Regions from separate parts of the Homo sapiens genome. Here region 2 is linked to region 1. The links are chromatin loops, found by intact Hi-C in ENCODE. Cell type or tissue: PC-9. All regions are shown on one strand.

Region 1 (4,000 bases):
CACATCCCAGCCAGTGGAGAAAGAGAGGGATGGGGAGAGCATGCTCCTCCCCACTAAGGGCATGACCCCCAGCTATGCTCACATGCCATTGGGCAGAAGAAAATCACATGAGCAGGAAGGCTGCAACTCATAGTCTTTATTCTGAATGTCTTGTCCCCAGCTTAGATGTGACACTTCTGCTATTGGGGAAGAAGGAGAGACTGGATATTGGGGAACAACTAGTAGTGCTGGTTCTAAGAAGGGAACAGTTAAATAAACTATACTTCATCCGGAAGCCGGAATGTTTAGCCACTAAGACAATGAGATAGATCTATATAAACGGCTATCAAGAGGTGTCTTTTTTTTTTTTTGAAACAGGGTCTCACTCTGTCACCTAAGCTGGAGTGCAGTGGTGCAATCTCAGCTCACTGCAGCCTCAACCTCCCAGGCTCAAGTGATCCTCCCACCTCAGCCTCCCAAAGGGCTGGGATTACAGGCGTGAGCCACCACGCCCAGCCTGCTTGAACGGTCAAACCTAACTGGATGCCAGGAAGCAAGGAGAGCCGGGTGATATCACCTGAAACCCACAGCAATCAGCTTCATGGAGCACCGAGCACAGTCAGGAGGGGTAGAAAAGGGATCCAAGGTGGGTGACGTGCTTGAAGAGCGAACATTAACCAACCCCTCTAGGAGGGTGTGGAGCAGGAACTGGAAGGGTCTGGGCCTTGAGGCTAGCTGGGAAACTAATTTGGAAGTTGAGACAAGAATTTATAAAAGCCGGAATCAGGGCTGTAGCATAGAGATGCGAGGAAGAGCTAAATGCATGAAGAGCCAATGAGATGGATGCTAGGGTCTGTGGAGAGTGAAGGAGAGGAGTCTAGGACAATCTCACGTTTCTGACTTGGTGAACCACTACTAGCTAAGGGAGAGGACCCTGGAGGATAAGAGTGGGTTTCCTGGTGCAGGGAGTGGCAGGTGGGTGTGCAATATGATGTATCAAGGAGCCTGGGAAACAGCCCAGTGGAGCTGTCCAGTTGACAGCTGCTTTTAAGTGGTGAGGACACTATATTTTTTCACCACTGTATCCTTAGCACCTAGCTCAGAGCACTGAAAATATTTGTTGGATGCATGGATGAATGGATGGATGGACAGACAGATGAACAGACGGATGGACAGATGGACGGATGGATGGATGGATGGTTGGACAGATGGATGGACGGATGGATGGATGGACAGATGCAGGGATGGATGGATGGATGGATGGATGGATGGATGGATGGATGCATGGATGGATGGATGGATGGATGGATGGACGGATGCATGGATGGACGGATGCATGGATGGATGGATGGATGAATGGATAGATGGCTGGATGGTTGGATGGATGCATGGATTGACGGATGGATGGATAAATGGATGGATGGATAAATGGATGGATAGATGCATGTTTAAGGAAGAAACCAATAATAGAGATATCAATTTGGGGTTTGTAAATCACAGGTGATGGCTGAGGCATGGAAATGGGTAAGCATGTAGAATGAGGGCTCAGGAAATATCATAATTTGAGAAGAAGAAAGGAGACTAGAGATCTGAGCAGGAAGAGTCAAAGATTCAAAGAGGCATTGATGAGGTGAGGGTTGGGCATGGACAACATGAGAGAGTGGAGTCTCAGATCTGGGGAGAGGGGAAATTTCAGGGAAGGAGAAAGCCATGGTCTGAAATGCTGCCTGTCAAGAAATCTATGGGGAAAGCCATGCATGGTTCTGTGACAGTGGAGATCATTTTTGGGGTAGAGGCAGACGCCAGGTCCCAGTGGGGTGAGGGGTTAATGGATAATGGAGATGAAGGTGGTGGTGTAGATTGGATTTCCCAAGAATCACATTCTGAGGTGCAGATCTGAGTGGAGGTGGCTTATTGGAAAATATCCTCAGAGTACATTGATAAGGGAGGAAGGGAGGCAGGACAGGGCAGAGGGAGAAGTTGAGCTGCAGTGAGGTCGCAACAGAGGCCTCAGCCAACCTCTCAGGGAGCTGTGCAGCTGGGATGTCCCTCAAATATGCTCTGCACCCAAGGAAGGACAGGGACCACCCCACTGACCAAGCACTGGATTTAGGCTGTGGATTTAGGGGAATTGTCCTTCCTCTGGCTAAGGACAATTCCTTTTGGGGAGACTCAGCTGGGAGCTGGCTGCCACACTCTCCCAGCAGTCAGGCAGTGAATGCCTCCACCCTGCAAGGAGGTCGGGTGCGCCCCACAGGGAGTGGCAAGTGTAAACTGTCAGGAACTGATCAGTGGAGGGAAAGAAGGGAAGCCAGTGCAGCAGCTAGAGGGAGACAGAGGTCAGAAAAGCCTTTGTGTGTAGCTCTAGTTCATAGTTTGAGAAACACTGCAGTGTGATCTTAGGCTGGGAGAAGAAGCCCCTAGAGAGTGAGAATGAAGACCCAAGAGTGAGGATAGACCTGCCACACTTTCTGTTTAACCCCCAGAGCTTAGAACACTGCCTGGCACACATTTGCACTTAAGAAATATCTGCGGAATGGCTGAATCCAGGAGTACATTCCAGACATTTTAACACTGAATAGCAGAAACAGAGTGCCGATATTTAGCTCCATGAAGAAATACATACGCATTTAAATATAGGAATGTACTTGAAGTTGGGCACAGTGGCTCACACCTGTAATTCCAGCACTTTCGGAGGTCAAGGCAGGAGGATTGCTTGAGTCCAGGAGTTAGAGATCAGCCTGGGCAACAGAGTGAGATCCCCATCTCTACAAAAACTACAAAAATTAGCCAGATGTGGTGGTGCACACCTATAGTCCAAGATACTTGGGAGGATGAGGTGGGAGGATGGCTTGAGTCTGGGAGGTCAAGGCTGCAGTGAGCTATGATTTTGCCACTGCACTACAGCCTGGGCAACAGAGCAAGACCCTGACTCTTTCAAAAAAAAAAAAAAAAAGTACTTATAAGGGGAACCAAGACACTCAAATACTGCCACACCACCGTTATAATCTGTAGTGCATTCACAATTTCATGGAAGCCCACAGAAGCCAAGAAATTCCCTCCAGCCCCTAATCCTCCATCTCAACTTCAACCACGGCTTCTTTCATGTAATGTTGGTCCATGTTTTTCCATAAGAACCCATTTATATAAAGACTTTTATGATTCCTTAAAACAACTTTGTTGAGGTAGAAATGACATGATAAACTACACATACATGTACAATTTGAAGAGTTTTGACACAGGCATAACCGATGAAACCATTACAGGAGAACGAACATACCCATCTGTATTAGTCCATTTGCACACTGCTGATAAAGACATACCCGAGACTGGGTAGTTTATAAAGGAAACAGGTTTAATGGACTCACAGTTCCACATGGCTGGGGAGGCCTCACAATCATGGCAGAAGAGCACAGAGACATCTTACATGGCGGCCGGCAAAGAATGAGAACACAGTGAAAGGGGGAACCATATAAAATCATTAGATCTCGTGAGACTTATTCACCACCTCGAGAACAGTATGGAGGAAACTGCCCCTGTGATTCGATTATCTCCCACCAGGTCCCTCCCACAGCACATGGGAGTTATGAGAGCTACAATTCAAGATGAGATTTGGGTGGGGACACAGCCAAACCATATCACCATCGCCCCGAGAAATTTCCTTCTTCCCCTCTGTGACCCCTCCCTCCTGCCTTTCCCATCCCCAGGCAAACATATATCCATCACAAGAAATTTGTTCCCGGATTCTACATTTGTATGTAAATGAATCAGAGTATGTACTTTTTGTGTGTCTGGCTTCTTCCCTTGGCAAAATTATTTTGGAATTTTTTTTTTTTTTTTGAGACAGAGTTTCACTCTTGTTGCCCAGGCTGGAGTGCAATGGTTAATTTTGTATTTTTAGTAGAAATGGGGTTTCTCCATGTTGATCAGGCTGGTCTCGAACTTCCGACCTCAAGCGATCCATCCGCCTTGGCCTCCCAAAGGACTGGGATTACAGGCGTGAGCCACTGCGCCTGGCCTG
Region 2 (4,000 bases), 320 kb after region 1:
AGATTCAAACTGTGACTTCAAGCTCAAGATCAAGGCATCTTCATAGTTTTCTGGTTTTTTTTTTTTTTTTTTTTTTTTTTTTGAGACGGAGTTTTGCTCTTGTTGCCCAGGCTGGAGTGCAATGGCACGATCTCAGCTCACCGCAACCTCCGCCTCCTAGGTGCAAGCGATTCTCCTGCCTCAGCCTCCCAAGTAGCTGGGATTCCAGACATGTGCCACCATGCCTGGCTAATTTTGTATTTTTAGTAGAGACGGGTTTTCTCCATTTTGGTCGGGCTGGTCTTGAACTCCCGACCTCAGGTGATCTGCCTGCCTTGGCCTCTCAAAGTGCTGGGATTACAGGCGTGAGCCACTGTGCCTGGCCCGCATCTTAATAGTTTTAACTACAGTCCCTCCCCATCCCCCCTTTTAAATTAGTCATTTAAATAAAACCCTAATTCTTATATTGAAAAAAATGTGAGTAAACATTAAGTGTTTCAGCTGTCCTTTAGAAAAGTCTGATCCTTATAAAGTGGAAATAATTTTCAAGCTTTATTTTTTCTAGATCCATGAAAATAATGGATCACCCTTTCCTGATATATTTAATTTTATATTAAATATGCTTTTTAAGTGATAAATGGCAATTCTGATGCTCTGGGAACTGCAAAGTACTGGCTGGTTAGAACTCTGAGTGGAATAAGAGTAACTGGCTCTAGGTTAAGTCCAGAGATGGTTTCCGGGGACAGAAAGTGTGTTGGTGTTTGATTATGGTTGTTGGGATATTGACGCGTGTCTGATTTCTGATTTTTTGCCTATTCTGGATTGGGGTAGTTCCCACATAAATGTTACTGAACTTCAAGTTTGTGTAAGAGTCAATTCTTCTGGCTACCTGTTACAAATAACAAGTATCTTTAAAAGTTTGATTGAGAATAGGCAGCAAACTAGAGATGGCCCAAAAAAACATTGGAACATTTGAAAAATTCTTGTTAGGTTATCTTTAGCTATTTCTAAGTCTAAATACTTCATGATCAGTTTGTGATTTGGACATCAAATGCTGAGTGTAATGCTTAGCCAATGTCACCTGAGACCTGTGTCCACTGAAGTTTTACCGTATGTGCTTAGGGTCAAAAGTAATTAAACTGAAGCCCTTTTTAGAGGGGCCCCTGCTTTGAACAATAGCAAATATATATTTGCCATTTTGGTAGTGAGTGTCTGCATTTGTGCAGTAAATGAGCTCATGAGTAAATTGAGGAGCAAATAGACTCATTTTTCTCCTCTTTCCCATCTTCCCATAGATGCAAGCCTCCCCTATCCAGCCCCATTCTAGAACTGCATTCAGAGGACACACTTCAGATGGGCAAGTATCAAGCTAATGCAAAATGGACTGTATCAGTATTTTTGCTTCCCACCCCCTTTTTGAAGATGGGGTTTGTGTTGGGTGTGTGTGTGTGTGTGTGTGTGTGTGGTGTTATACAATGTATTGTCAACTGAAGAATGACGAGGTTCATAAATTAGGAAAGGAGAGCTTGCTTTCTCAGACAGGGTTGAGCCTGCAGGGTGGCCATTCTAACAGGCTGGGAAGCACAGCCTCCTGCTAGAAGTCAACAACAGACACTTTGAAGGAGGGGCAAAAGGAGGAGGAATTTATGCTCAGCCAGGTGGGTGAACATACATATTTAATAAGCTATAGGAGTCATCATGAATATTTATGAAGGGCGAACTGTGTATGTGTGCAGTTGAGCTTCACATCCCATCATAGGTCCCATGTATAAAAAAATGGCAGTGTTAGCATGATCCAAGGGTGGAGGTTTTGGCCCTCTGACATCAAAAGGTGAAGCAGAGGACACAAAAACCCACATCTTTCGGAGACTGGCCAGAACCACTCCCTGTTCTGTGGTCTCATCAGGAAGGAATGCTGGTTGACCATTTCAAAGTGGCCAAAGAGAGGGGCAGCAGTCAGGCAGTTGGGTTGGATGACAGCAGCAGTAGTCTTTTGAAAGGGCTGGTTGCTGTTTAGCCCTTAGGGAAGAACGCCTACAGGCAGTTAGTGAGCAAGGGTTTTGAGAAGGCATCTGACCTCCCATCCTGACGTGGCCAAGAACTCAGTTTTCAAGGTCACTCTGGGGTCCCCTTGGTTCAGGTGGCTGGGGAGCTTAGAATTTTATTTTTAGTCTATAGTAGACTTTTGCCGATACATTTAAACTTGGGGTTACCATGAAGGAATTTTCAACGACTTTCTAAATGAGTCTTTTTAGATGTCCTTAGGTCTCTAATCTTCAGTCATTCTGTAAAGACCTTGAGTTAGTTGCCAACATTTCAAAAATAGACTTCTCATGAAAAATCTCGATTTCTAGCTTTTCTTGGAAAAAACTAGAAGACGTGGTAACATTAGGCCATGTAATATTACCACGATTTCTACATGGGAACAATTAAATAGTGGCTGCCTCAGTTAGAGGAGTTGCCCATCCTCCAGTTCTGTCCCCACGACTCTCTGGTATCTTACACTTGATCTGCTTCACTCAATTCTGCTACCTGTTTGGCCCTGGCAGTCAATTTTCTCCGTTTTTTCCCTCAACTTTTAATTATGACTGTGTCTTAACAATGCTTTTCTCATTTCTGAGCCTTTCAAATTATGGGTCAGTCTCTACCACAGTCTTCCTTTGTTTTCAGTTTTTGTCTGAGAGAAGTTAAAGGGGTTTATTAGTAATTCAGGTCAGAGATCGTGCAGAGAGGACAGCCTTCACCAGTAGTCAGCACAGGTAACACCGTGGGCATCAGGTGACTAGATGAGCCAGGTTTATTACAACAAGCAGGGACATGAGAGGAGGGAAAGTGTTCTCTGAGGCGGGGGTGGCAAGGAGTCTAGGCTTTTTCTAGCCCACTCCTCCAGATTCTTCCAACCTCTACCCATTACCCAGTTCCAAATCTGCTTCCACATTTTCAGGTACTTAACAGCCACAGCCCTTCTTCTCAGCTTCTCAGTACCAGTTTTCTGGTTTAGCTTGTTTTGTGCTTCTATAACAGAATACCTGGGACTGGGTACTTTATAAAAAGAACAGAGACTTAGTACAGTTCTGGAAGCTGAGAAGTTTGAGGTTGAGGGGCCCACATCTGGCAAGGGCCTTCTTGCCGTGTCATCCCATGGAGGAAGGTAGAAAGGCAAGAGAGCATGACTGTGTGAGAGAGAGGTGAAGGGGTGCAGACTCAGAACACACTCCCAATCCCAATCCCAATCCCAAGCAAGTGGCATTAATTCATTCATTGGGACTGAATCACCTCTTAAAGGTCCTACCTTTCAACACTGTTGCATGGGGGATTAAATTTCCAACACAACGAACTTCGGAGGGACACATTCAAACCATAACACCCTAACACTGGGTATATTGTGATTTAAAAAATTTTCTACCAGTCTGGCCAGGTGTGGTGGCTCACGCCTGTAATCCCAGCATTTTGGGAGGCCGAGGCGGGTGGATCACCTGAGGTCAGGGGTTCGAGACCAGCCTGGCCAACATGATGAAACCCCGTCTCTACTAAAAATACAAAAATTAGCTGGGTGTGGTGGCTGGCGCCTGTAATCCCAGCTATTTGGGAAGCTAAGGCAGGAGACTCTCTTGAACCTGGGAGGCGGAGGTTGCAGTGAGCCGAGATCATGCCGCTGCACTCCAGACTGAGTGACAGCATGAGATGAGAGTCTATCCAAAAGAAAAAATTTCTACCAGTCTGGTAGGCCAAAATGATGCCCTATTATTTTTATTTTATTTTATTTTTTGAGATGGAGTCTCCCTCTGTCACCCAGGCTGGAGTGTGGTGGCTCAATCTCTGCTCACTGCAACCTCTGCCTCCTGGGTTCAAGCGATTCTCCTGCCTCAGTCTCCCAAACAGCTGGAATTACAGGCACGCGCCACCACGCCTGGCTAATTTTTTTTTGTATTTTTAGTAGAGACAGGGTTTCAGCATGTTGGTCAGGCTGGTCTCGAACTGCTAACCTCGTGATCCTCTGCCTCGGCCTCCCAAAGTGCTG

Evidence for each region. Hi-C counts contacts between places; a loop is a spot of excess contacts. Peaks named below come from ENCODE experiments on the same cell type or tissue, not always from the same donor. Only the 100,000 strongest peaks of a DNase experiment are listed, where the experiment ranks them.
Region 2: it touches region 1 in a loop (12-fold over the local background); 1 of 110 quality-filtered maps calls a loop at or near these places.

The regions. Positions count from the first base shown.
Region 1 is chr16:24,832,343-24,836,342 of GRCh38, forward strand. No RefSeq gene overlaps it. Among named protein-coding and RNA genes, the nearest start is that of SLC5A11, 12 kb to the right of the region's middle. RefSeq lists an enhancer at 2,166-2,460. In PC-9, a CTCF peak has its summit at 2,328; no DNase peak of the experiment used is centred here.
Region 2 is chr16:25,150,280-25,154,279 of GRCh38, forward strand. It overlaps LCMT1 (leucine carboxyl methyltransferase 1), which reads left to right. Exons shown (of 11, transcript NM_016309.3): 5 at 1,275-1,336. Among named protein-coding and RNA genes, the nearest start is that of LCMT1-AS2, 3.2 kb to the left of the region's middle. In PC-9, no CTCF peak of the experiment used is centred here; a DNase peak (open chromatin) is centred at 1,912; H3K27ac peaks cover 2,798 bases.